Linked DNA regions of Homo sapiens: region 1 is linked to region 2. Evidence: chromatin loops called from intact Hi-C (ENCODE). Cell type or tissue: endothelial cell of umbilical vein. All regions are shown on one strand. Each heading gives the region's core, and the rest is flanking DNA. Links, peaks and the distances in the headings are about the cores only. Region 1 overlaps KTN1 (kinectin 1). Region 2 holds the start of LINC00520 (long intergenic non-protein coding RNA 520).

The links. Hi-C counts contacts between places; a loop is a spot of excess contacts. Peaks named below come from ENCODE experiments on the same cell type or tissue, not always from the same donor. Only the 100,000 strongest peaks of a DNase experiment are listed, where the experiment ranks them.
Region 1: it touches region 2 in a loop (2.4-fold over the local background); 2 of 110 quality-filtered maps call a loop at or near these places.

Annotation. Positions count from the first base shown.
Region 1 is chr14:55,583,412-55,598,165 of GRCh38, forward strand. All of the region lies in intron 1 of KTN1 (kinectin 1), which reads left to right. Among named protein-coding and RNA genes, the nearest start is that of KTN1, 11 kb to the left of the region's middle. In endothelial cell of umbilical vein, for the core only: no CTCF peak of the experiment used is centred there; a DNase peak (open chromatin) is centred at 2,620.
Region 2 is chr14:55,782,298-55,797,384 of GRCh38, forward strand. LINC00520 (long intergenic non-protein coding RNA 520) reads right to left here and starts at 14,377. Exons shown (of 3, transcript NR_026797.1): 1 at 14,306-14,377; 2 at 11,071-11,159; 3 at 1-683. In endothelial cell of umbilical vein, for the core only: no CTCF peak of the experiment used is centred there; DNase peaks (open chromatin) are centred at 8,704 and 9,194; H3K27ac peaks cover 1,770 bases.

The sequences.
Region 1 (14,754 bases), core at 179-4,178, 210 kb before region 2:
CATACCCTAAAAAAAGTTATGATTTAGTATTTTACGAATCGTCCTAGCTACTACAGGGAGATTAAGAACTCTTCCGTAACTTAAATCTGGTTTCAGCAAAGTGATTTGTACACTAAATGTAATTTGTTTGCACTCTTCTTCCAGGACATTCTGCTTTTTGGGCTTTCTCCTTCCTAATTGCTTTGTTCATTCTATCTTACATCTTCTACTCTTAAACTTGACATGCTCAGTCCTTGTTTCACTTTTCTTTTTATATTCCTCTGACAATCTTATCCAGTGTCATGGTTTTAAATACCTATATGCTGATGGCTCCCATATTTATATCTCCAACCCAGACTTTCCACATGTGCTGTTAGGCCTATCCACTTGGATGTGCAGTAGTCAACTCCAACTAAATTTCCGTATTTTTCCTCAAACATGTTTGATGTTTGATGTTTCCATCAAACATTCAGGTAAAAAAACGTTGGAGTCATCCCTGACTTATTTCTTTCACACTTGGCATTCTGTGCTCTGTCTTATCTTGAAAATATAACCAGAATCCAATCAGTACTTACTGCTTCCACTGCTCACCAGCCTGGTGCAAGCCATTCTTATCTCTTACCTAGATTTCTGCAATTAGCCTCCTAACTGATCTCCCTGCCTCTGCCCTAACTCCCTGCAGTCTTTCCAACACAACAACTGGATCATATTACTTATCTTCTCAGAATGCTACAGTGACTTTCTCTATGCACAGTGAAAGCTGAAGTTCTTATGTCCTTAAGGCCATGCAGAATCTGGACACTTCCACTCTCCTCATTCCCCCTTACCTCTAAGGTTAGCTACTATCATCCCTCTGCTTACTTCTCTCTGGCTCCAATGGTTTTCCTAAGGGCAGCTACATATCAGACACTGCCCTAAACGCTTAGGCTCCATCAATAAACAAAACAGACGAAAAGCTCTGCCCTGATAGAAGTTGTGTAATAGTGTATGTTTGAGGGCAAGGGGAAGAGATAATAAACACAATCAATGAGGAAATTATATACTGTTTACTTCTCCTGGCAAGAAGGTGACAAGTGCCATGGAGGAAACAGAGCTGTTTTTTACACTGGCTGTTACCCTGTAGATACATGCATGGCTTGTTGTCTCCGTCCAGTCTTTGCTTTTTAAATGTCAGTTTCTTAAAAAGATGTGCCTATTTTATTTAAAACTGCACTCCCCTACGTCTGATTCTTGTACCTTGCTCCGTTTTCTTTATAGCATTTGTCACCTTCTGTCATACTATATAATTTCCTGGTTGTGTTTATTGTCTCTTCCACATAACCCTCAAACACAGTATTACATAGCTTCTATGAGGGTAGGCTTTTTGTCTGTTTTATTGATGACTCTTTAAGAGTTCAGAGCAGTGTCTAGCACATAGCAGGTCCTCAATAAGAATTTGTTGAACACAATAATTAAATCCTGGCTGGGTGTGATGACCCACATCTGTAATGCCAGCACTTTGGGAGGCCAAGGTGTGTGGATTGCTTGAGCCCAGCAGTTTGGGACCAGCCTGGGCAACGTGGCAAAACCCCATCTTTAAAAAGAATATAAAAATAGCCAGGCATGGTAGCGTGTGCCTGTGGTCCCGGCTTCTTGGGAGGCTGAGGTGGGAGGATTGCTTGAGCCAGGGAGGTGGAGGTTGCAGTGAGCTGAGATGGTGCGACTGCACTCCAGCCTGGGTGACAGAGTGAGACTGTGTCTCAAAAAAAAAAAAAAAAAAAAAAAAATCTCACATTCCTTCCTTTGATGGATAACTCATTATTGGATACATGTAGTTTTCAGTTTGCTCCTTTCCTCTTTCAGGGATGGTCAGAGAGTGGAAGAAAGTGGCATGGAGCCTTTGGGAGCTGCTTGGTGGAAGGAATGATGTTAGAGTGTGGTGGAGACCCTCTTACATACTCCACATGATTAGGACCATTTGTTAGTTAATTCAAAAAGTTGGTTAAAGCAAGGAATCAAAATATATGTGCACCTTAAATGTTTTCACTTAAAATATTTGATTTTACTTTTATTTGCCTTTTTATTTTTACTGATTTCTTTTCTTAAAATAAAGGTTATCCTGATTTTCCTTTCATAGATTGTACTCTAAAAGCATTATCTATGATTTCTAGTATTGGTTTCTTTAAAGTGGAATGAAAAGATAGGCACTGGGAAACTCTCCAAGTACAAAATCTTTATAGATTTTTCCAGTTATTCATCAAGGCCTTCCAAAGGATTTAATGTCATTTTTATAGAAATAACACCTTTTGACTCTATTTTCATGTTTGATAGATATATAGAAATAAGTGAGTAGGAGAGTAATTGCTAGCCAGAAACAGCTTTCTGAAGACACCAGCCCATGTATTTTTACAAAGGAGGAGAATGTCAGTTAATCCAGTGAGAGATCCTGTAAGACAGCTTCCACTTTGAATAGGTTCCATAGGGGCCGTAGGATCATAGCAGCCTATAATTACTAGAAGAGAATGTTATTTACCCTTATTTCTTTATTTTGACTCTGAGTAACATCTACAATTAGTTTTCAGAACTTATGTGAATTCAAGTAAGTGTACATTGTCTATCAGGAGACATGATGTTACACTGCATTTTCGCTGGAAAATGTGGGACAATTATTATTCTTATGCATGAGTCATTGAGTTGTTAAGGAAACAATCTGGTCTGGTATAATAAGCTGGAAGTCACTAGTTAGGAGACCTACAGGTCTTAGACCTTATTAACTCTAAGGTTTTATGCAAGTTCTTTATTGTCCAGTTCTTTAATTACATAATGTTCTGTGGGGTAGTGGAAACAGCTTGGGCACTAGGGAGCCTGAAGACCTTGGGCTTGAATTTAGTTTTGCTAGTCAGTACCACTTACTGCATGTGTGATCTTAACCTATATTAACCTGCCTAAGGCTCATTAAGGAATTATCTTACCTCAGTAGTTGCCTCATAAGTGATAGCTAACATTGGAGTACATATTTGCTGTCAAACTCTAAATGCTTTAGGTGCATTATCATATCATATCATATTTAATCTTCTCAACAACCTTATGAGGTAGGTACTATTTGGTGAAAACTAGGGAGACAAATAATTTGTTCAAAGACACAAATATCTTTAGGAGGAGCCTGAATTTTAACTGAGGCATTCTGACTTAGAGCCCATTCTTACCCGTTGAGCTGTTTTATAAGAATGCTTTCTGAAGAAAACAAAACGCTGTCCATGTGCAGCTGTCTAATGTTAGGCATTACAAAGCTAAATTAAGGTTATAAGGATCCCCCTCCCCCCCATAGGAATTAGAAGATTAATTCTTAAAACTAGTGATTTAAATTTAAAGACTTGAAGTTTTTCAAGTGGAGAAAACAGTAAAAGCTACTTAAACCACATGCTATAAAATGTTTTAGTTATATGGAAAGCAGTAGATAGAATGTCGTCCTTTTGTTTCCAAGAAACTTTTCTGTTTCATTTCCTGCATATGTTCATTATAAGTTACTCTTGTGTGATCTTATAGACATTTCTTAATGGTTACCTCGAAAACGCCAACTCTGACCCTACCTAAAAATGCATACCCTCCCTATTCTTTGTCACAGCCTTATTTTTATTCATTGCATTATCAGTCACAACCTGATGTTATAATACGCTTATTTCTTTCTTGGTATCTGCCTCACCTACAAGAATATAAATAATGTGAGGCAGGGACTGTCTTGTTCATCGCTGTGAACTATATGTCTGACACCTAGCTAGTGCTCAATTTGAATGAATGGATGGTCTGATGCTTGAAAATGATTGGGACTCATTGAGTCTTTTGCTTTACTTGCCATCCTTTATTAGCATGGCTAACTGAGTGGTATTTGGTATGCCATATAAAGTGAAACTCTAAGAATAAGGGTTTTAGGTTTACTCTTGGGAGAGTGGAATGGAAAACAATTTGAAACATGAATTTCAGCAAAATGGGTGTGCTTAGTCCCAGTTAATCTTGTTCATCAGTAATGTAAGTGTTCTGAGTGGAATCTGTACATAAATAATTTAGTGAATGCTTGTGTTTAGATCTAATTACCTTTTGAAATAAATTTGGACAAGCTAAGCTGTGCACTGAAAACTCCCTAGTGTTCTGAATGCTATGTTGCAGAACGTTGAAGATGTTGCCTTAAATCTGTAATATCCACACAGGTTGAATTCACTTACGTGCCACCAACCTGTACTTGCCTACTTTATTGGGAAGTCATGTTCATTTGAAATGTTTCCGTAATTACTTTACGTAGTTTTCATAATCTGGGTCTCTTGAGGTTGGCTGAATGTCATGATTTCTGTAAAGGGAATTCCTCAAGCTTGTATTTAGTGCTCTTATTTCTGGGTACAGTTTCAGGTGCTGTGCTGGATAATCTTTGTGCTTGGTACTCTATTGCTGGAGAATCATTTCTTAAATAGCTTCCAGTTTGACTAGATGTTTGCTGTAATTTTAAGTTTAAATTGAATCCTTTTGTAAAAGTGGCTTAATTCTTTCACTCTTTTTTTTCTTTTAGTCTAAATAATTGGATTTAGTTTTAACTTGAAGTATTTCTGAGCTTGAAAATTCTGGAGCACTTTTCAAGTAAAAAATACAGCTGACCTTTGGACAATGTGGGAATTAGGGGCACTAGCACCCTGTACAGTCAGAAATGTTTGTATAACTTTTGACTCTCCAGAAACTTAACTACTAGTACCCTACTTTTGACTGGAAACCTTACCAATTACATAAATAGTCAATTAACATGTATATTGTACGTTATATGTATTATATACTGTATTCTTATAATAAAGCTAAAGAAAAGAAAATGCTACTAAGAAAATCATAAGAGACTGTGTATTTACAATACTGTACTGTTTATTGATACCATAAGTTTATATCATCTGTAAGATGAATCATCTGTCTGAAACAGTGAGCAACTGTAACTGCAGACCTCAGTCTAAGTACATATCAAGTAATTCAACTTTTCCTTGTCATGACTTTTCTCTGCTTCTCGGGAGCACTTCCAGCATTACTAGTGGCACTTGGCATGGGTCTCATGGTGTTATTCAGGGTTTACAGTGTTGTGCTAAAAATGATGAAAAATATGCGAGAACTATGATCACTTTTTACTGTGATACTGTTACTGGAAGGACAGAATGCTCATGTGGAGATAATTAGAGTCATGGATAGGAGTCAGGGATACTTCAGACACTTGAGCTCACAGTAATACCAACAGGAGGTGGCCACAAAATTATTACAGTGGTACAGTATGTACTGCAGTTAATTTTATGCAGTTGTGATTTGGTACTGTATCTTGACCTTTGTTTACATTTCCATCTATTGCAAATGGCACCATGTACAGTAACCATATAGGGTCTGGTTTGTGTAAGTTTTGATAAATTTTAACTTTATTATTTGTGTATATTTTATGGTAGTAAATTATGAAATAGACTGGGATCTACATATATTTTATGCATTCATGACATTTTTCTTAATTTTTTTCAATATTTCTAGGCTGTGGTTTCCCTGTGAGTTTTTTTCATATTGTTGCAGTCTCCAAAAAATTTTCCAATATAGTTACCGAAAAAAAAATCTGCATGAAGTGGACCCACACAGTTTAAACCCATAGTGTTCAAAGGTCAGTTATACATTCAAGATTAGCCTTGGAATTATACATAAAATACAGCCGAGGCATTTACCTTGTCTGAGGTTTTGGGGAGAAAAGAAGTAATTCATAAATATAAGTTAGTTGTAAAGTGATGAAAGCCGAATTTTTGTCTGCTCTTTTAGGATTAATTACCTGGCATAAATTGGTAGTTATATTTCATATCCTTTCAGTGTTATGTAACCTTCATTTAAGCAGAAAGTCCTGGCAGCATTCAAAATAACATACTACTTTTGGTATAAAGAGATTCTTTTTTTTGAAACGGCGTCTCGCTCTGTCACCCAGGCTGGAGTGCAGTGGTACAATCTTGGCTCACTGCAACCTCTGACTCACTGCAACCTCTGCCTCCTGGGCTCAAGCGATTCTACTGCCTCCTGAGTAGCTGGGATTACAGGCACCTGCCACCAAATCTCGCTAATATTTGTATTTTTAGTAGAGATGGGGTTTCATCTTGTTGGCCAAGCTGGTCTCGAACTCCTGAAATCAAGTGATCCACCTGCCTTAGCCTCCCAAAGTGCTGAGATTACAGGCATGAGCCACCATGCTGGGCCAGAGATTCTTTAATTATTATTCTTGGTTACTATATTCATCTGATTTCTTTTTTTTTTTTTTTTTTTTGAGATGGAGTGTCTCTCTGTCGCCCAGGCTGGAGTGCAGTGGCACGATCTCTGCTCACTGCAACCTCCGCCTCCCAGGTTCAAGTGATTCTCCTGCCTCAACCTCTTGAGTAGCTGGGACTACAGGCATGCATCACCACGCCCAGCTAATTTTTGTATTTTTAGTAGAAACGGGGTTTCACCATGTTGGCCAGGATGGTCTCGATCTCTTGACCTTGTGATCTGCCCACCTCAGCCTCCTAAAGTGCTGGGATTACAGGTGTGAGCCACTGCACCCAGCCTTATTTATCTGATTTCTTAAGGTAGCTTTGTAATAAGTAAAAACAAAACAAAACAAAAAAAACCACACATACAAACCTAGATATTTTCTGTAAACATTTTTAATAGATTTCTTATTTTAAAGGACTTTTCTTTTTGGGGAAAATTTCTTCCAAAGTAGGAATAACTTTCTACAATTATTCAGTGCTTTTATTGTAATTGTATAAGTTAAGAAGCAGGGAAGCTTATGCCTGTTTGCTTGTTTGTTTTGATTTACATTTATCTCTTCCTACTTGTCTTTTTATTGTTTTATTGAAAGTTGAAACCACTATTAAATGATTCAGACATATAAGAATGTATAATGTATATGTACAGTTTAAAGATTAAATATAAAATGAACATCTGTGTACTGAACACCTGTGTACCTTTCTCTCAGCTTTAAATTTTTTCTTTTAAAATAAAATACGTATGAGATAATATTTTAAGAGTACGTGTAAGATATAAAGACATAATGAACAGCCTTGTATCTAATACCCAGTTTGAGAACATAATCCTTTTTATTTCTTTATGTCCCTTCCCACACTCTAACCACTACCTTTCTTACCTTTGCTTTTCTTTTAGTTTTGCCAGATCTAGTTGTATCCCTATTTTGTTGTTTTGTTGGTTTTTGAACTCTAAATGGAATCCTTCTGTATGAGTTTATTTGTAACTTCCTGTTTCCCCTCAACCTTGTTATCAGGATATTCTTTTTTTTTTTTTTGAGATGGAGTCTCGCTCTGTTGCCCAGGCTGGAGTGCAGTGGCGCGATCTTGGCTGACTGCAACCGCTGCCTCCTAGGTTCAAGCGATTTTCCTGCATCAGCCTCTTGAGTAGCTGGGATTACAGGCATGCACCACCACGTCCAGCTAATTTTTATATTTTTAGTAGAGACGGGGTTTCACCATGTTGGCAAGGCTGGTCTCGATCTCCTGACCTTGTGATCCACCCGCCTTGGCCTCCCAAAGTGCTGGGATTACAGGCATGAGCCACCATGCCCGGCCCAGGATATTCTTTCACCATGTTGTATGTAGCTCTAACTCATTTGGCTACTTCATGTATGAATATTTTACAACCTGTTTCCTGTTGGACATTGGGTTTCTAGGTATTTTTGTTGTTAGTATACACAGTGCTGCTATGAACACCTTGAATAGCATAGGTCTATTTGTTGCACTTGTGTCTCTAGGATAGTGTTTTTTTTCAAACTTTTTGTTACCACTCACAATAAGAAACACATTTTAAATTATGACTCAGTATATTATCAGGTATACTATTCCATGCTGTTCTGTTTCATTAAAACTAAAAACGCTAGTCAAGACCTAAGTTTTATGCTAATCGCTAGTGAGTTGAGACTAGAGTGTAGATAGTTTTGGGGCTTATGACTAGCTAGAAATAGAATTGCTGGATTGTAGGAGACAAGACATTTTCAACTTTACTAGTTAGTGTAAATTGTTTTCTTTCCAATATAAATGTGCCAGTTTATTCCTGTCACCAGTGTATATGTGTGATGGCTCCACATTCTTCCCTATACATGATAATGGCAAAAACCAGTTAGCCTATTGTGTGTGAATTGATACATTGTATGTCTTGCATTTCTTTCTTTCTCTCTTTCTTTTTTTTTTTTTTTTTTTTTTTTGAGACGGAATTTTGCTCTTGTCGCCCAGGCTGGAGTGCAATGATGCGATCTCTGCTCACTGCAACCTCTGCCTCCCAGGTTCAAGCGATTCTCCTGCCTCAGCTGGGATTACAGGCATGCACCACCACACCTGGCTAATTTTGTATTTTTAGTAGAGATAGGGTTTCTCCATGTTGCTCAGGCTGGTCTCGGACTCCCGACCTCAGGTGATCCGCCCGCCTCGGCCACCCAAAATGCTGTGATTACAGGCGTGAGCCACTGCACCTGGCCTTGCATTTCTGATTAATGAGAGAAAACATATTTTCAGAGTTTGCTGGGCACTAGTTTCCTTTTCTCTGAAATGACTGTTCATTTTTCTGTTGGGTTTATCTTTTTGGGTGGCAAGATTTCTTCATATGTTCTGAATACTAATTATTTGCCAATTATGTGTTATAAATGTCTTCCTACTTTGTGGCTTGTCTTCTGACTTTCTTATGGTGTCTCTATTAAAAGTTAAAAATTTTAATGTAGTTGAATTTATCAGTGTTTTCCTTTTATAATTTGTACTTTGTGTCTAGTTTAAGAAATTCTTCTCTACCTCACGGTTATGAAGATGTTCTTGCATGTTGTCTTAAAAAGTTTTATGTTGTCTCACAGTTCTTTCCCTGGAATTGATTTTTGTTTCTTCCCCTTTATGCTGTTTTCTTTTTTCCAAGATTTCCACTGCTTACCATTTCAGTTTTTAAGGGCTAAAATGTGTTTATTTATAGATGCTTTGAAATAATACTTTGACAGTATGGAGTTGTTTCGAGGATTGCATCTACAACTTACTTTTAGAGTCATAAGAAAATAATTGCAGTTGACCCTTGAACAACATGGGTTTGAACTGCACGGGTCCACTTATACATGGAGCAGGATGGTGAAACCTGAGTAGATGGGCTATGGGACTTGACTATGGGAGATTTTGGTGTACCTGTGTGTGTCCTTAAACCAATTTTTGGCGCATACTGAGGGATGACTGTATGTAGGAGTGTTTTGAAAAAGAAACTTTGGATAGTTATTCAATAAACTTTGAAGTCCCTCCTCCAGTCCCTATTTGACATCCTAAGTGTTTTGTAAATATTTCACAGTGATGCCAGTGTTTGCATGTGGTTTTCTTAAATTGTTTTGCACATATATTGTGAAGTAGATCTTTGTGCTTGGTATTTTGAATATGTATGGACAAACTTCTATGTATACAGCTTGTACTTAGAGTATACTTACAGTATGAGGAATCAAATCTTTAATTTTGAAAAATTCTCACCTCTTTAAATATTGCTTCTTTTATTTTCACTTTTCTCTTTTGCTAGACCTGTCTTGGAGGCTAAGTTTATCCCGTGTTTTTAATTGTTCTATCATTTTTTTCTCTTTTCTGTGCTTCATACTAGGTGAATTCATTACTGTCTAGCAATTTACCATTTTATTTTTCTATTTTGTCTAGAGTGTATTGTATCTGTTGAGTCTATATGCCAGTATCTATAATTTTCATATTTTAAATTTGGAATTGCTTTTTCATAATCACCTGTTTCAATTCTCTTTGTTTGGCAACCCTTTTGCTACTTAGAAAACCTCTATCTCCTTCTTTAACATGTTCAAATTTAAAAATCTTTGTCAGACCATTTCATAAAACATCTGGTGTGAATTCGTGTTTTTATATGATTGTTTTTTCTCATTAAATTTCTTGCTATGTTTTGGATTAAAAAAACTGGTTTTAATGTTGGACAGACTCATTATTTTGACAACTCTTGCATTCAAATCAAAACTCTGAAATTTAATCTTATTTTTGAATTTACTAATTGATCAGAAATAGACACCCCCCCCCCAAAAAAAAAAAAAGAAAACTTGTTAAACACTGTGAGGGTACTATCAACAAAATTCACACTGGGAAACGCGCTAGGACTAGCTGCTTGGTTTTTTTTCCCTTCCCAACTAAAAGTTCTAAGAATTGTAAGAAACTGAAAAATAAAGAGATAGGTATAGTACGTGAAAGGAGACAAGAAATATACCAGTCAAGGAATAACAAAATACTTGCAAAGCACTTGGGGAACGTGAACGAACACTAGCTTTGCATTAAGGAATTACTAATTTTTAATTTGCTATGACATTGGATGTTTTGTTGTCTTTTTTTTTTCTCCAGGCTTGGAGCTTCTGTAAAGTTATAGCTCTGGATTTGCAGTGTCATTGTTTTTCTCCCCTCTCCTCCCCTCTCTTTTTTTACCTTTTTATTTTTTTGAAACCTCTCTTTTTACAAGCTGTGCAAATCTTGACCCCTTGGTGTCAGGCGATGAACCTTGTTCTGTTTTGTTGCTGTTACCTTTAGGAACTGAACTATCCAGCCATCTTCCTGGTTCCTTCTTCCCTCTACTGCACTTAAGATATGGGTTACTGTTTTGAATTTTTATTGCATTTCTCACCCAGTACGATGTTTATCTTAGTTTTGAGTTTAGCCATATCTTTTAAATTTCCTTTTATATTCGTGCAAAAGGTTGGTGCAAAAGTAATATTTCACACTATTACTAAGTATTTGGAGGAGGATCCTTATTGGAAGTCGTTATCTTCATTTCTACCTATCTTAGGCTTACTTGTTTTTTGAATCCCAGCTTATGTATCCTGAGTAGTATTCACAGTGTATCCTGAGTGCTCTAGTTCAGTGATCTGTTCCCTTCCTTTGCACAAATCTTTTAATCTTGTTGAATATTATTCAGCTCTACAGAACACATCTGATATTAGCATCACACTAATTTATGATTATATAATAATTAGTTAGACTCTTTAAGCATTGAAATGTGATTCTTGCTTTTGCTGCTTGATCTCACTCATCCTGTGTTTCTTCGTTCTGTTTTGGAGTTGCTGTTCCCACTCAAGCAGAGTAGAGTTTTTTTTTTTTTTTTTTCATTTTTGAGTTTGGACTGGTATCCATTGTTGTGTGAAATATTTTTGCTTGTTGTCTCCAACTTGAAAATCAAATATCCAATGTTTTGAATTCATTCTTGAAAACCCTGCTGCTAATTTAAAAGCTATTAAATGAAAGCCTATTTCCATTAATTTTAGTAGGGAATTATGATGCGGTATTTCATCCCAAACAGTTTTCACACGTAGGTAAATATTAATCTAACAATGAAGACAAATTTGTGTAGGTATAAACAAGTTGAAAGTAAATACACTTTATACATAAAATATAATGTAGTATAATGAAGGCTAATTGTATTTGCCAAAGGAGAAAGAAGATTTGATAGTGGATGGTAGTGTAGTTGGTAGAGTGTCACTTTTTGGGAAGTCTGTTTCTTCTGTACTGTGTTTTTTCACCAATTCAAGCTTTCTGGAGTTCAGAGTTACCTTGCATTCAGTCTGCACTTAAGTTGTCTGCACAGAAAAGCACCACTAGGGCAATAACAAACACAAGTTGTTCACAACACGGGAAATAGAACACATGCAGAAAAGACGGAGTTGTAGGAGCTGGAAGCTCATTGACTTTCTTGCTCTGCATATGTACACGAAGCATATCTAGGTTCATCCAGTGTACTGTATGTACAGTATAGATCTGTTCCATATGATTTACGCTGATGGGAAATAATTACGTTGAATAAAACATTGAGTCTGAAATCATAAATGTTGAAATTTCACTCTATAGAATATTTTGTGTGTGCTTAGGTAAACAGTCACTAATACCAAAAAAGGTCATTGCTTGAAAAGTGGTAATTTTCAAGAGCCATTTTGATGAAAACCAGTTAAATGAACAGCTCATTATGTGGTTAAGTCTGTAGTAGACTTAGTAATGTGGTGTTCCAGCTTATCTGAACTAGTTGTCAGAATTTCTGCTATTCTAACCAGGTAACTCAGAGTAACACAGGATAATACAAATCTTACGTTCTGAAACCTTTAATTGGTTTGCCCTTTGTTCTCATCCTCATATTCAACACATTTGTAAACTGGCAAGATTATCTTTAATTGATTAAAATGTTAGTAAGGTCAGGCTTAGTTTTTTGGTACATTGTTAAGATACTTTCTAAACCATTAATTGTCAACTTTGGGATATTATTGTTTAACCTTTTAAATATTCTTCAATTTATGCCAGTATTCAGCCATGTTCAGGATTTATCAATCTTGTCTCCAAGGATAGCTTGTTTACTTTATTGACTGTTCTGACAAAATCAGACATTCCATAATGTGTATTGGGTTTTCCTGATTTAGTAACCCTTTTATTTAAAAAGGTATCGGAGTGATTTTTTTTAATAGTGACTGGTTTGGCGGCTGGGCGCGGTGGCTCACGCCTGTAATCCCAATACTTTGGGAGGCCGAGGTGGGCGGATCATGAGGTCAGGAGATCAAGACCATCCTGGCTAACATGGTGAAACCCCGTCTCTACCAAAAATACAAAAAAATTAGCTGGGTGTGGTGGCAGGCGCCTGTAGTCCCAGCTACTCAGGAGGCTGAAGCAGGAGAATGGTGTGAACCTGGGAGGCGGAGCTTACAGTGAGCTGAGATCGTGCCACTGCACTCCAGCATGGGCGACAGAGCAAGACTCAATAGCAAAAAAAAAAAAAAAAAAAGTAAAAATAAAATAAATAAATGGTTTATAGTGGATGGCTTTTGATGTGCCTATATTTTTTAGTAACATTGTCTGGATTTACCTAAAATAAATTCATCAATTTTAATTTGACTACTTTCTATTTTTAGTACATGATATTTAATAGCTTTTACTTTTTTCCCCCTAACTCTTAGGCATTTTCTAATAGTGAGGAAAGCAGAAGCCTTTCATGGAACTTGAAATGTAGGATCATGGCAGCTGTGTCTGTTGAAGGCAACATCTGTCTTTGCATGGCTGTTGAGGTGATTGTGTTGTAAACATGGATTCTAAGGATGACCATAGGATAGGAGCCTCTACTTGTGGCTATATTTTAGGTTCTGATAACTGATCATCTTTCATCCTCTTACCTCATATTTCTGTTGTCTGGAAGGCAGTCTTTGCAATCACAAATTTTGAAGGTTCATGGTGTGCTGTGTTTTAATTATGTTAATTACATAATTGACATACTTAAACCAACTTTCAGTTGGTGAAATCACAAGGACTACTTTTTCTTGGCGTTAGCTCCCTAAGGTTCTTAGTAAGATCGGGTCTCTCACTAATTTTTTGCTTAGGTTTCCTATTATTGCGAGTGATGTCAAAAGAATAGAACCTTTTTTTTTTTTTGACAAAGTTTTTTTTGCCACTGTAGACTTAAACTTTGTTAATATATCAAAGCTACACTTATTTCCAATTCAAGGTAATTATATCTGTACTTTTTGATGTTTTTTCTGTCATAGACTCTTTTTGCAGCTTCAAGAATAGAACGTTATGGTGAAGTCCATATCATGATAAAACATCCTTGATTTTGTGTTTCAGAGTACCAGTGAACACAAATAGGATTAGTATATACTGTATATATGAAGGATTATTTTGAAAAAAAAAATCCAAAGGGAAGAACTCACAAGGACCACCTATATAAAGTTATTTATGTTCAGAGAAGTAAATATTTGACAACATTGTGCGTTGGACTCTGTGTTGGGCTCCCAGATAGATGGGAGAACATGTATTTGAAAAGGGGAGTTACTCATTTGGCTTACACTTTTTGAGTAGTATAAGCTAAACTTTGTGTAATAAGTGAGTAAAAGTCTTCAGGGAATGTTTTCTTAAGCCATAGTTCTTAAGGTACAATTTCAGAGAATGATAAACACATAAGATTGTGAATGTATTAAAGCAAATGCCTCTTAATTTCAGTGAATCAGAATGAACATTTCTTAAGTTTATCGGATTCTTCATTTGTACTTGTTTTTAGATTGTGTGTAAGATTTTGCTGTTTATTCACAATTTTGCTGTTTGCGTAGATGTCGAATCTCTTTGCTGTTTCTTAAATAGCAATGATAGGAATTTCCCTGTGGAATATGAACATTAAAATTGAAATGTAGAAGGGCTGGCATGGTGGTTCATACCTGTAATCCCAGCACTTTGGGAGGCCGAGGCGGGCAGATCACTTGAGGTCAGGAGTTTGAGAACAGCCTGGCCGACATGGTGAAACCCCATCTCTACTAAAAATACAAAAATTAACAAGGCATGGTGGCGGGCACCTGTAATCTCAGCTACTTGGGAGGCTGAGGCCAGAGAATCATTTGAGCCCGGGAGGGGGAGGATGCAGTGAGCTGAGATCGTGCCACTGCATTCCAGTCTAGGCGACAGTCAGACCCTATCTCAAAAAAAAAAAGTAGAAATGTAGGTTGTAGGAATGTAGAAATTAAAATGTAGACTACAGAATAGATTGTAAGGTTTAGAAAAAAAAATTCAGGCTTTCACCATTTAATTGGTGTACTTAACTATCTGTGAAAATTTGTCCTAATTTCATATGGCTTTGTATACGGAAGCTTGGAGTAATTGAGGGGCCAGAGAGGGAAAACTCTTTGCTAGCACTCTTCTTTGTGCATTCCTGAAAAGTTTATTAGAGAAAAGCAAAGGTCAGCTGTAATCCCTAGTGAAATAATAAGAATATTGCTTTCTCGGCAGGGCGCGG
Region 2 (15,087 bases), core at 6,632-10,631:
CCCCTAAATTTTGTGAGGCTTCACTGAAACTGGTGTAGTATGTGTCTCATGGGCCTGACTCACATAGGTCACTTGAAACATGGTTGTGGAATCTGGTTTCATGTTATCTTTGTTTTTGTCTTCTTCTTTTTTTTTTTTTTTTGAGTCTGTTCTGTTCTGAGGAATCACCAGGATATACTGTTCTTGTGAATTGCAGTCCTGTCTTCTTACTTGTACTGCATTAAAATCTTCTGGAGAATTTTAAAAACACATATTCCTGAGCCCAGTCAAGTTTCTGTCTCCATCTGCCAGAGGGAAACACTAGAATCAGAAGGTTAAAAGCTCCCCAGGTGATTCTGTAGTGAAGTATGAGTACTTCTGCATCCGGCTATGCTTGGAAATCCTGAGTGGATTGTAGGTGTTATCCGCCCCTTGCTCAAATAGCACTCCTCTGCTTCTATAAAATTTGTGAAATTCCCACGAGGCTCTCACCTTGGCCTGAAAAGCAAAGTTATTTAAAAAGAGTGCAGAGAGCCATTGTTAACTACTACTATTCCAGCTCTGATGGCTTATTGGATCAGCTCATCAACCTCAGATGTCCCTGAAGGAGCAGGGCTTCTAGATAGATGCCCTTTGATGAGTGAGTCGCTGAGAATTATTCCAAGCCATAGAATCTTGCTTGGGCAGCCAGTGAGAGGTGGTACCTTGAAGAGGAAAGAAAGGGGAATAGAAAAGGAAGCTAGTCTCTCTCATTTAATTAGCCTTTGTATCATGAATAATTTTTTCACTTTTTATTTGAAATAATTTCATTCTGTAAAGTAAATAGATTAAAAACATTTCTGGCATATAAAGTTATAAAAATAGTACAAGGACTTTCTTATATATGTTGCTCAGCTTCTTCAAATATTAACCTCTCAGAAACCAATTCTATGATCAAAACCAGAAAACTAACATTGATAGGAAAGAACTTTACAATGAGAATTACAAACCATTGCTCAAAGAAATCAGAGATGATTCAAACAAAGGGAAAAACATCCCATGCTCATGGATAGGAAGAGTCAATATTAAAGTGGCCATACTTCCCAAAGCAATTTACAGATTCAATGCTATTCCTATCAAACTGCTAATGACATTCTTCACAGAACTAGTAAGAAAACTATTTTAAAATTCACTTGGAACCAAAAAACTCGAATAGCCTAGGCAATCCTAAGCAAAAAAACAAAGCTGGAGACATCACATTACCCAACTTCAAACTATACTGCAGGGCTACAGTAACCAAAACAGCATGATACTGGTACCAAAACAGGTACATAGACCAATGGAACAGAACAGAGAGCCCAGAAATAATGCCACACATCTATGATCATCTGATCTTTGACAAAGCTGACAAAAACAAGTCATGGGGAAAAGGCTGTCTATTCAATAAATGGTGCAAGGATAACTGGCTAGCCATATGTAGAAGATCAAAACTGGATCCCTTCCTTACACCATATACAAAAATCTACTCAAGATGAATTAAATACTTAAATGTAAAACCGCAAACTATAAAAATCCTGGAAGTCGACCTAAGCAATACCATCCTGGACATAGGAATGGACAAAGATTTCATGATGACATCAAAAGCAAAAATTGACAAATGGGATCTAATTAAACTTAAGAGCTGCACAGTGAAGGAAACTATCAACAGATTAAACAGCCTACAGAATGGGAGAAAATGTTTGCAAATTATGTATCTGACAAAGGTCTAATATCCAGAAACTATAAGGAACTTAAAAACAAATTTACAAGAGAAAAACAACCCCATTAAAAAGTGGGCAAAGGATAAGAACAGATACTTTTCCAAAGAAGACACATATGCAGCCAACAAGCATATGAAAAAACTCAATATCACTGATCATTAGAAAAATGCAAATCAAAATAAAAAAGAGATACCATCTCACACCAATCAGAATGGCTACGAAAAAGTAAAAAAATAACAGATGCTGGCAAAGTTGCAGAGAAAAGGGAACACTTAGACACTTGGCAGGAGTGTAAATTAGTTCAACCATTGTGGAAAGCAGTATGATGATTCCTCAAAAAGCTAAAAACAGAACTACCATTTGACCCAGCAATCCCATTACAGGGTATATACCCAGAGAAATACAAATCTTTCCACCATATTGACATGTGCATGCATATGTTCACTGCAGCACTATTCACAATAGCAAAGACATGGAATCAACATAAATGCCCATCAATGACAGATTGGGTAAAGAAAATATGGTACATATACACCATGCAATACTATGCAGCCAGAAAAAATGAGGTCATGTCTTTTGCGGGAACATGGATGGAGCTGGAGGCCATTGTCCTTAGCAAACTAATGCAGGAACAGTAAACCAAATACCATGTGTTCTCACTTACAAGTGGGAGCTAAATGATGAGAACTTATGAACACAAAGAAGGGAACAACAGACACTGGGCTCTACTTAAGGTTGGAGAGGAGCAGAAAAAATAACTATTGGGTACTAGGCTTAGTACAAAGGTGGTGAAATAATCTGTACAATAAATGTCTGTGATACGAGTTTACCTATATAACAAACCTGCACATGTACCTCCGAACCTAAAATAAAAGTAAAAAACCCAGCTCAGTGATCAAAACCAGAAAATTAACATTAACATGAAACAAATTACAGATTAATTCTGTGGAATTCAATTAAAATTTGATTTCAAATTTAATCATTCAAATTTCTTCAGTTATCCCACAGATATCCTTTTTTCTGGTTCAGGATCCCATCCGGGATCCCATATTACATTTAGTTGCCATATTTTTTTCCCAGCATCCTTTAACCTGGAACAGCCCCTCTGTGTTGTTTTTTTAAGACTGATGCTTTTGAAGAGTACTAACTGGCTGTTTTGTAGGATGAACGCCAGTTTGGGTTTGTCTGATGTCTCCTCTTGATTCAATTTAGGTTATTCATTTTTGGCAGGAATACCACAAGAGATGATGTTGTTCCCTACTAAGGACATTACAGGAGGTGGCACAAGATTAAATGTTTGCACTTTTAGAAGAACATCTTAGAAGGGCCTATACTTATTTTTACAATGAATACACAGTTTTTAGCAATAATGAAGAACAGGTGAAGCTGCATCCTGAACCTGCTCTATAAGCTCTCCTTCTCTGCCCTCCTGCACCACGTCTTAACCTTAGCGCTTGGCCTTTCTTTCCACATGCTTCCTTCGCTAAGCGTGTCTGCCTAGAATATAAGGACTCCTCTTAGAGGGGCGAAGTACTTTGGGAAAGATTTGTACAATTGCTCATGAAAAGAAGCCCAAAGAGTAATAAAAATGTAGTAACTGCCTCTAGTTAAGCACATTTTTTTTTTTTGGAAAGAAAATTGGATATAATAAAAGTTGAATGTGGTTGAAGAAACAAAGACGTTTATGCATCTGTGTGTGTGCAAGATTTGCCAATAAGGGAAAAACTTAAACAAACTGCAGAAAATATAGTTGTTAGTACAAAATTAGCTCATGTTTCAAGTGGGTAGGAGTGAAATACTTCAAAATAGTAGAGAAAGAGAGGAGCTGAATGGAACTGTGAATGAGAAAGTAAGAGCCAGGACATTTTTGCCTGCCCTGCACAGTTAGAGGTCACATAATTTTAGGATAAATTTTGCCAGAGTGACAGCATCCAGAATGTGCTTGTGTTGCATGGATGGATCGTTTGCCTCGCTTGGGTCCTTTAGGAATAGATTAAAAGCTTTATCATAGGAAAAGTATTAAAAGCACCAAAGACGAACTTCAGTTTTATAATTGTTCATCCATTTGATGATGTTGGCTGAGGTCAAGAAAAAAATAACCAGAGAATAAGAGGGCTTTATTTTTAGAGTTGAATGCCAATGACCTTATTTTTGGAGAAAATCATATTATACTCAACTTAAAAGAGGAAAACAAAAGAGAAAAGGACAAAATACACAGAAAAAAGAAAATACACAGAAAAACATTTCCTGGATCAAACACTTAAACATTTTGGCATCCTTTAAGATCTCTTTTTATCCATATACCCACAGAGAGGTTTGCCATCTTATAATGAGACTGCACATGCTGGTTTCTATCCTGTTCTCTTTTTAGTCCTTCTCTTTTTCTGCTTAAAAGTAACAACTGCTTATTGTAAAGAAAAAAAATCAAACGTTTTAGATCATATGTTTCATCCAAACGTTATGATGCAGAATATGAAAATCTCCCCTAGTGATAAACATTTAAATAGTTTGATGTATTTTACTTGATTTTCTCTATATCGTCTTGGAGCTTAGTTTTTTCACATAATGTATCTTAGGCCTAACACCTGTCTAATGGATATAGAGGGGGTCACTTGACCTTTTTGGCATTCGAAGTTTCTTTTCTTTGGAATATGGTGGTATGAAATGTGCATTGATCACCTGCCTCTTAGGAATTTCTCTCATTTCTTATTCTATATTTTGGGAGCATCTGTCTCCATTTGCTACCTCATCTCTGTTCAAAATTCTCCTGCATTGACTTCACGACACTGCTTCCCATCTCACCACCCTCTCCTTCCTCCCTGCTCTCCTCAAACCAAGGGCTCATTGCTGTTTCCTGATCCCTTGTCCAGTGTCCAGCCTGGTTTTTCATCTTGTTTCTCACACATGGCTCTTTCTCCCCCAACTCTGGCTTGGATCCCCCCACCCCACGGGTCTTCTTCCAGGGAGACTGCGTACCTCCTACAGCTTCAGCTCTTAAGTGGGACCCTAACTGGGAATCTATATTCATTTCCTAAGGCTGCTGTAACAGAGTACCACAAACTGGGAGGCTCACAACAACAGAAATGTTTTCTCTACAGTTCTGAATGCTAGAAGTCTGAAATCAAGGTGTTGGCCAGCTATGGTCCCTCTGAGGGCTCTGGGGGAAGATCTTTCCTTGCCTAAAATTCTAGCTTCTGCTGGTTGCCTGCGATTCTTGGCACTCTGGTTTGTAGATGCATCACTCTGTTGACCAAAAGAGTCAAACTCTGTAAAATGGTAGAAGAGATGTATTCTGAGCCAAATACAAGAGACAAATGGCTCATAACACAGCCCTCAAGAGATCCTGAGAACATGTGTCCAAGGTGGTCAAGGTACAGCTTGGTTTTATACATTTTAGGGAGACATGAGACATCAAATACACTTAAGATATACATTGGTTTTGTCCAGAAAGGGGGGACAAATGGAAGCTTCCAGGTCATAGGTGGATTCAAAGATTTTCTGATTGATGATTGGTTGAAAGAGTTAAGTTATTGTTTAAAGACTTAGGAATGTCTGGGTTAAGATGATGGGTTGCGAGACCAAGGTTTTGTCATGCAAGTAAGGCCTCCAGGTAGCAGGCTTCAGGGAGAGTAGATGGTAAATGCTTCTTATCAGATGTATAAGTTTGATAAGTCCATTTCCAAGTAAGATCACTTTCTGAGGTGCCAGGTACATATCCATTTTGGGGGGACCTTATTCAACCCAGTACACTGCTGTAGGTTATATTACCACTTTCCTTTTAGACATTTTTTGTTTGTTTGTTTTTTGTGATGGAGTCTCACTCTGTTGCCCAGGCTGGAGTGCAGTGGTGTGATCTTGGCTCACTGCAAGCTCCGCCTCCCGGGTTCACGCCATTCTCCTGCCTCAGCCTCCTGAGTAGCTGGGACTACAGGCACCCACCACCATGCCTGGTTAATTAATTTTTTTTTTTGTATTTTTAGTAGGGACAGGGTTTCACTGTGTTAGCCAAGATGGTTTCGATCTCCTGACCTCATGATCCTCCTGCCTCGGCCTCCCAAAGTGCTGGGATTACAGGCTTTAAGGCATTTCTTTGTTCATGTTCCGCAGATGTTTTCAACTCAATATGTCAAATAATAACCTTATTTTCACACCAATCCTCTAAGCAGAACCTGCTCCTTCTGAAGGGATTAATGGAGTCACTTTCCTTCCAGTAACAGGCTGGGGATCTTGGCATTTTCATTTCTTTTCATCTCAACAATCACTTGCCAGGCTCTCTGACTCCTCCATCAGCTATTTTCACATCCAGCCCTTCCTTTAACCATCACAGCCACTGTCCTTGTGTAGAGCTTTGACTCTGATGCCTGGAGAGGCCAGAGAACAAATATAATGATGAAAAGGGGGTGTGACACAGTAGGGAGGGACATGGACTCTGGTGGGCTGAGAAGCTGGCCTCCTCTGGAAGTATTCAAATCTAATTCCACCTCCTCCTCCAAAACTCTGGAGCTCTCAGTCTTCCTGTGTGCAACCCAGGTTCCACTCCTTGTGTCTCCAGCCTGGGTTAAAGTAATCATTTCTTTCTTTCTTTTTTTTTTTTTTTTAAGACGGAGTCTGGCTCTGTCGCCAGGCTGGAGTGCAGTGGCGCAATCTCGGCTCACTGCAAGCTCTGCCTCCCGGGTTTACGCCATTCTCCTGCCTCAGCCTCCCAAGTAGCTGGGAATACAGGTGCCTACCACCACGCCCAGCTAATTTTTTGTATTTTTAGTAGAGACGGGGCTTCACCGTGTTAGCTAGGATGGTCTTGATCTCCTGACCTCATGATCCACCCGCCTCGTTCTCCCAAAGTGCTGGGATTACAGGTGTGAGCCACTGCGCCCAGCCTAAAGTGATCATTTCTTAAATACATTACCCATGGTAGCCCCAGTCCATCCATGACAGAGAGACTTTCCTGAAATACAGATTGGAAGCTGCTGTTTTCTCTATTAAATTGTACCAGGGCTTTCCATTCTCTATGCTGGTGACTGGCTTCCAGTATGCAGACACACACATTAGGTAGTCTGCAAGAGGTGGACAGGAGGGAAATTTTGGAACTATGTATATTCCGATGTTAAAAAAGATGGAGGCCGGGTGCAGTGACTCACAGCTGCAGTCCCAGCACTTTGGGAGGCTGAGGCAGAAGGGTGGTTTGAGCTCAGGAGTTCCAGACCAGCCTGGGCAACATAGCGAGACCTCATCTCTACTAAAGATAAAAGAAATCAGCTGGGCATGGTGGCCTATGCCTGTAGTCCCAGCTACTTTGCAGGCTGAGGGGAGAGGATTACTTGAGCCCAGAAGGTCAGGCCTGCAGTGAGCTATTGCACTGCAGCTTAGGCGACAGAGCACAGCCTGCAGAGGAGCCAAAGCTTCACCAAAGTGCAAAGAGGGTGCCAGTGGAATTCATCCTTATGCCGCAATGGACATGAGCCCAGGGATAAGTTTTTAGTATCTAGTTTTAACTAAACTCTAGTAAAATGGACAAGGGGCTTAAAATTGCTTCAAGGACTGAAGAAGATACTAGTGTTGAAGTGCAAACAAACAAGAAGCTAAGTCTGGTTCAAGCCCTTGGTCAGCTGGTTTATGAGGTAACAGCAATGACAATCTATGGAGCCCTGCCAAGCAGTTGGCTAAACAAATTCAAAGTTGTGAAGAAGACTGTTTGAAATGCAGATGTTAAATAAAAGTTTTGCTAGGTAAATGTACATTGTGCTTTGAGGATGTGCCTCTGCCAATATGAGGCCATCGCAACCAGCAAGGCATTTAAACTTAAAATCCTCCTTTTAAGTTAATATATATTTTTATCTTTCATAAGATAGTATGACACATTAATGTAGTGAATCAGATATATAATTTCTAAGTAAATAAACACAAATACCCATATTAGCGTTATGTACTTAGAGATTTTTTAAATGAATGGAGTGTGTGATCACAAGTTTGGAAAACAGTGGTCTACAGAGTCAGGTTCATGCTCCTTAGCACTGCATGTCAGGCCGGTAGTCACAGCGCCTAACCTTTTTAACCTCGCCTCCACTCTCTCTCTCTCCATGGGCGAAATCTACGGCTTATGTGTCCTGCTATGGTTTGACTGTATCCCCCAAAAAGTGCATGTTGGAAACTTAACTGCCGACGCAGCAGTGTTGGGTGGTGTGGCCTAATGAGATGTGATTCGGCCATGAGGGCAGAGTGAATGGGTGAATGCCATTGTCACAGGAGTGGATTCATTACTGTGGGAGAGTGGGTTTGTAATAAAACAGGGAGTTTGGCTCCTTTTCCTCATAACTTCTACCACGTTTTGAGGCAGAAAGAAGGCCCCTGCCAGAGGGCAGCCCCTTGTTCTTGGACTTCCCAGCCTCTAGCATTGTGAGAAATAAATTTCTGTTCATTATAAATTACCCAGTCTGTGGTAGTCTGCTATAACAGCACAAAACAGACTAAAGCCAATTTGCACACTTGGTTCCTTGGCTTCGGTTGTTTTCTCTGCCTGTCAAAGCTCCAGTCTCCTCCTCTTGTAACGTTTCTCTCCTCTCCAAGGTGGGATCACACGCCACCTCCCCTGAGTCTGTCCTTATTCTCAGTCACTCTTTCATTCCTGTCTGCTCTTGCTCACATGGTTTCTCACACCTCTGTTCAGCTTCTACGCTTGGGCAGGTGCTGCTGGCTTGTGTGTGTGTGTGTGTGTGTGTGTGTGTGTGTGTGTGTGTGTGTTGACCCTGTGCTGCGTGACTGGAAGCTCCCTGAGGAGGAGCCTGACTATTCCTCATTCTTTGTCACCCCTCCTCTTCCCTTCTGTACTCCAACAAGGTACTTACCCATTCAATGCATTTTTTACAGAATTGACCTTTTTTTTTTTAAATGTTCTCATATTAATGACCTTTTATACTTGAGCACAGTCTACATTTCCTGTACAAAGAATGAGGATCATTAGTAATTGAGGAAATGATGAAATCCAGCCATTCTGACACTGTTCCTTATCTAGGATCTCTCGCTTTCTCCCCAAAGCTGCTTATTAGGGAAGTTTTTACAGTGATAGAACATGGCGAAAGAGCAGAGGACAAATCTCAGAAGGACAATGAGATAAAAATGGGAGATTTTCCTTCTGGTTCTTTTGTTACAAAAGCCTTGTTTTATAAACAAATTTATCTACCTGCCAATAGCAGAAGTCACTTCTTGGCTAGAAAAGCATTTTCTTTTCCTTTTTCAGTTCTGTAAAACTTATGTTGTATCCATTTTTAGGCAAAACAAAAACTTTTTTTTTTTTTAAACCTGGGTATGAATAAGTTATAAATATTAAATGCAAAAGAAGGGAGCTTTTATAGTCAGTATTACCTATGTTGTTACTAACCTCAGAAAGGGCTACTGAAGGGAGCTGTATGTGGCAAGATGCTGCCAGTTCTGTGACTTTCTTGTTTGCCTGCTGCATTACTTTGGACAGCTGCCTAGAATGACCTTTATTGTTTATGGTGGAGCTGCACATGTAACAGTGAAGAGAAATCTAACATAGTTGACTCCATCTTGCTTCTAACCTCACAAGCTAACTGCCTTTTCTCATTTCTGCATGCAGGCCGAGGTAACTCTGGTAGAAATTTAGTTTATAGTTTAATTTAAAGCAAAGGTGATAACAGTCCCTTCCCAAAACTAACCCCTGAGGAGATAAGGAGGGTATACACACTAATAACCATGTTGTATTAAAAATGTACAGGAGCCTTGTGACCTGACCAAGGACAAGATGTTTTGCAACCCTTTGGACTCCTGCTGATGCCTGGATGTCTGTGGTCACTTGTTACTGCCTGACCTCAACCCCTAACCTCCTCCTTGTTTCCCTTTCCCCAATATAAAAACAAGCTTGAGATTCATGCCTTTATTTTCATTTTTTCAAGATGGAGTCTTGCTCTGTTGCCCAGGCTGGAGTGCAGTGGCACGATCTCGGCTCACTACAACCTCCACCTCCTAGGTTAAGCAATTCTCCTGCCTCAGCCTCCTGAGTAGCTGGGATTGCAGGCATGTGCCACCATGCCCAGCTAATTTTTGTATTTTTAGTAGAGATGGGGTTTCACCATATTGACCAGGCTGCTGTCAAACTCCTGACCTCATGATTCCCCCGCCTTGGGCTCCCAAAATGCTGGGATTACAGGTGTGAGCCACTGCGCCTGGCCGAGATTCATGCCTTTAAAGATGGTTCTTTACAACACTAGTCTGCCATCTTCTTGGTTTGTTGGCCATTGAAATAGTCGTTTTGCTTCCCCCAGCACCTTGTCTCTTGACTTACTAGCTATTGTGCCGTGAGTGGTATGAGTTTTGTACCTGACAACACACATATAAACCAAACAAAAAAGTAATTTTCAATTATAAATCTCTTATAGTGTGTTTAAGCAAGCATAAGAACATGCATGTGTTGTAAGAATGATAAAAAGATAATATCTAGTTTTGGCTAAGTGGTGGGGCAAAGCACTTCTTGTCTCCTGTTGGCAGGAGTTTGAACTGGCATAATTTTTCTGAAAGAAAATTTGGAAAAATTCTTTAAACACTAAAAGTGCGTATTTTTTGATGTAACAATGCCATTTCTAGCAATGTATTCTAAAGATATAATTACAGTTTTGAACAGAGATTTAGCTATAAGGATGTTCATTGTAGCATTGTTTACAATAACAATGAAAATTAGAAATGACTTACATGTCCAATAATAGAATATTGGTAAAATAAATTATAGTTTTTCCATACAACAGAATAATTAGCAGCCAGTACAAACTGAGTTGTAGCAGAATTTTTAATGATACAATATATTGTTAAGTCAGTTAAGCAGGCCATAAATAGTACATTCAGCCTGACTGTAATTTGTTACAAAAAACAAGCATGTGCAACTTTGATTTTCTAGCTTCCTCTAGCAACAAGAGGCTACACTTGTTTTTAGTATTCATATCCTGTGGCTCTATTCCCCATCTAGTTTGATTGCATGATATTCTTTCTTCTAGAAGATTCCCCTTCCCTGTGTCTCATTACCTTAGCCTGGAGCTTCATCTCTTTGCAGGGCACCTCTTGTTCCCTTAATATCTCTCTTCATGAGGCTTTGCAGAAACATGGACAATGGGTTAATTCTCCAAATGCAGGTTAGACTGAGCTGTGATGTATAATGCAACTTTGCTGAGTGCTTGGGTATAATATATGGAAATTGCGAACAAAAAAAAAACTTAAAATTGATTATGAGATACATTTGCTCCTAGAAAACTTAAGCTTGTGTCAGTTTCACCCACTGTGTCCTGTAATGGCTGCTTCTTTCCTTGTCATCCAGCCCATGGCCATTTTGCAAGGACTAACTTATTACCTCTTGCCAGAGTGTCCTTCAGCTTTTCTCTTCCCAGGAGTCCTTGCCACCAATCTCTCTGAGACCCCAAAGAGGGAAAAACAGCTTCCCTAAAAGGAAACACAATTTGTAGAAATGAATTCCACCCACATGAAGGATAGTTACATTTACATTAATTGTGCTGAGTGATTTAACCTAGTGTGTGAAACCTCCTCGTTTCAGAATGGGATTTCAGAAAAGGCCATGAAAGAGATCTTTTTCTTGCCACACCTCTTACTCCCCCAAACAAAAGGACAACCTGACTCAAAAAGAAATATCAGCTATCATTCTGGAATGCAAAACTTCTTGTGATAATAAAGGAAAATACTATATCGTTCCCCTATGCTTTTGCTTTTTACCAATAGTGTTAATAACAACAAAAAAGAAATTCAGTGTCAACTAGAACACTTATTCTACCTATAGATGGGTGTAGAAAACCCTTGAGATGTGCCCTAAGATATAAGCAATAATGACCTCTAGGTGAAGAGTTTATTAGTTAACTATTCCTGTGTAAGAAATTATCCTAGAATTTAGCAGCTTAACACAACAAACATTTATTATTTCACAGTTTGTGTGGGGCAGGAATGTGAGTGTGGCTTAGTTGTCTTGGGGCCTCTCACAAGGCTGCAGTCAAGGTGGTCAAGACCCTTGATCTGGGTCTTAGCTTAAGGCTTAACTGGGAAAGGCTGTGCTTCTACACTTCGGTAGCTCAGGTACTGGCTGTTGGCTATGGGCAAGAGATGTTAGTTCCTTGCCATGTGAGCCTGTCAATAAGGCTACTTCCAACATGGCAGCAAGTTCTGTGTGTGTATGTGAGAGAAAAAGTGGTGGGGAGAGAGAGAGGGAAAGGTCATAGGCTTTTTAGTAGTCTAATGTGTTGGGGGTCCACAACACTCACCCCCTGGCTTTGATGATTCAGTAGGAGGACTCACAGGACTCAGCACATAGTCATACTCATGGCTGTGATTTATTACCGAGAAAAGATAAAGCAAAATCAGCAAAGGAAAAAGGTGCATGAGGTAAAGACCAGAGGGAACCAGGCACAAGCTTCCAAGTCCTCTGACAGTGCAGTCACACAGGACAAACTTTACTCCCCTAGCAGTGAGCTGAAACACGTATGAGATGTTTGTCACTAGACAACCTCATGGAAGACCCAATTCCCAGGGTTTTTATTGTGGGTTAGTCACATTGACACCTGATGTCTAGCACATACCCATATTCTAGATTTCCAGAAGGAAGGCTGATGTTCAACATAACTATTGTTGGCACAAATAGCTTAGGCAGAAAGTGAGTCCTTCTTATCAGGGCATGGGGGGAACCCTTTCTCATGAAATGCAAAGGCCAGTCTTGAAAGCAGGACTGTCTAAGGAGAACAGTCTCAGGCCTGCTATGTTAACTCTTTTCTGCACACCTAATCTTAGAAATGACACCCATTGCTTTTTGTGTATTGTGTTCCTTAGAAGTGAGTCACTAGGTCCAGCCCCAGGCAAGGGGAGGAGCTTACAGAAGGACATAAATGCTGGGAAAGAAGTGTCACTGGGGGCTGTCTTAGTGACTATCCACTACACGGGGTGATTTTACTTTTTCTCATTTGTATTTTCTGTTTTTCTCTCTAATGATACGTAGTACTTTTATAGTAAGAAAAAGCCAGAAAAACATAATTATGTATACAACTTTGGTGGAAGAAAATTGGGCTTCCTGTTGGTACCATCTGCACACGTAGGTGTGGGTTTTTATGGTGTAATAATTCTCGATGGTGTTAGAGATGGTGAAGTTACCTATGAGGAAACATTGGAATGTTTCTAGTTATAAGGATAAGTGCTGGATTTAAAAAAAGTTTGGTGTTTTTAACAGCAGCAACAGTGGTAGAGGAGCTGAAGTTGACAATAATTTGCGAAATGGCAGGATGTGGAGGCTAAGGGAAACTCACCAGGCTCCAGGAAGCTTCAGACCAAGGCAAATATTGTGCCTTGACATGTTTGTCAAGAAACCCTGCAGGTCATTGTTTAATGTATGTCAATGTGGGGACAGCTGCAGGGACAGAATGAGGAGGTGTGTAGAGGGTGGAGGATGGAGCAGAGCACTTCTACCCTGGGCTGTGTGTAGGGGGCGAGTGGCAGGGTAGCAATTTCACTGCTGCTCTGAAGGGAAAGAAGAGATCTGGGAGAGAAGGATGAGGTACCTCTTCCCTCTCTGCTTTTCAGCTCAGAATTTCAGAGAGGAAGGGACTCTGGCCTGGGAGAGGAAGATGAACCTATCATATAATGACTGAGAGCTGTTGCCTGCTGGTCTAGTGTTATGGTAGTAAAGATGCCACTAAACTTCAGAGGTAGACAATGGCACAGGGACTCAGGAGTACCCTTGCTGTCAGGCATCAGAATCATGGACATTTTATGAGAGAGAGGTGGGGGGCAGGGGAGGAGAAGAGCAATGCATTCAGAAGGTCTCCTCTAGCATCCACAACACCCCACACTTGTTTCATCTTTCTTCCTCACAGTCATTAAAACCTTCTAATGCGCTATTATTATTTGATTATGTTTGTTTTTTGTCTTTTCTCTCCACCTTGATATAAGTTTTATGAGGACAGGGATTTTGTCTGTTTTGTGTCTGTTGTATAAACAGGCACTCAACAAACATTGTAAAATTGAATTAAAAAACACATATGCTAGTACTTCCCATTCATTGCCTTGCTCTGTTGCTTATTGGTATTTAAATAAAACTGCATGTGTTTGCCTTTTAACTTTGTGAATTCATCTGTAGAGCTCCATGAACTTTAAAACAGATTTGTCAATATTATAAGTAAAATAAGCTAGACACAAAAGGCCACATATTGTATGATTCCATTTATATGAGATGTCCAGAATACACCAATTCATAGAGACAGAAAGTAGATTAGTGGTTGCCACAGGCTGCGGGGCAGAGGGAGTAGAGAGTGACTGCTAATGGGTATGGGTTTCTTTTCTGGTATAATAAAAATGTTCTAGAATTAGATAGTGATAATGGTTGCACCACTCTGTAACTATACTAAAACCCACTGTAGGAGAGAAAAGTAATATACTTTCCTCATCTATTGCAAGGTTCATGACTGACACTCCTATAACAAAAGACAGATTAACAAGAGAAAAGGGTAACACATTTGTATTAGTTCTCATGCTGCTAATAAAGATATACCCAAGACTGGGTAATTTATAAAGAAAAAGAGGTCTAATGGACTCACAGTTCCACATGGCTGTGGAGGCCTCACAATCATGGCAGAAGGTGAAGGAGGAGCACAGTCATATCTTACATGGCAGAAGGCAAGAGAGCTTGTGTGGGGGAACTGCCCTTTATAAAACCATCAGATCTCTTGAGACTTAGTCACTGTCACGAGAACAGCATGGGAAAAACTCGCCCCATGATTCAGTTCCTTTCCATTCAGTCCCTCCCATGACATGCGGAGATTATGGGAGCTACAATTCAAGATGAGATTTGGGTGGGAACACAGCCAAACCATATCAGCATTTATTCAACCAAAGTTTTATAGGACATGAAAGACTTCAGAAATGAAGAACCCAAGACTCAGGGAAAAGTGTCTATTTTTGTGCTTAGGTTTGATGAAGAATGGATAGTCATGTAGAAGTATAATTGGTCAAAAAGAAGGTGTGGCCTAATGGTAATAAACTGAGGGGAACATAGCAAGGCCTGTTTGTTCTTTCCTCTGGGCATAGGGCAGGACACCTGTTACATGAGGGTCTTATGACCTACTTTCAGGGAAAGCAGGTCAAAGAATTCTCTTATGGCCAGCTGTCACACAGAAAGGAAGGAGAAGGTCTGAAAATGGCCTTCTTGTTTCTGTTTTCTTCCCAATTTCCGAGGCATTGTATTTTGCAGTAACATGTCCTGAATCCTGATGCCACTGAATTGTGTACTTGAAAAGGATGAATTTTGTGGTATGTGAATTATATCTCAATAAGATTGTTACTAATGACCCACAGATTTGTCATTAATTTCCCATGAGGT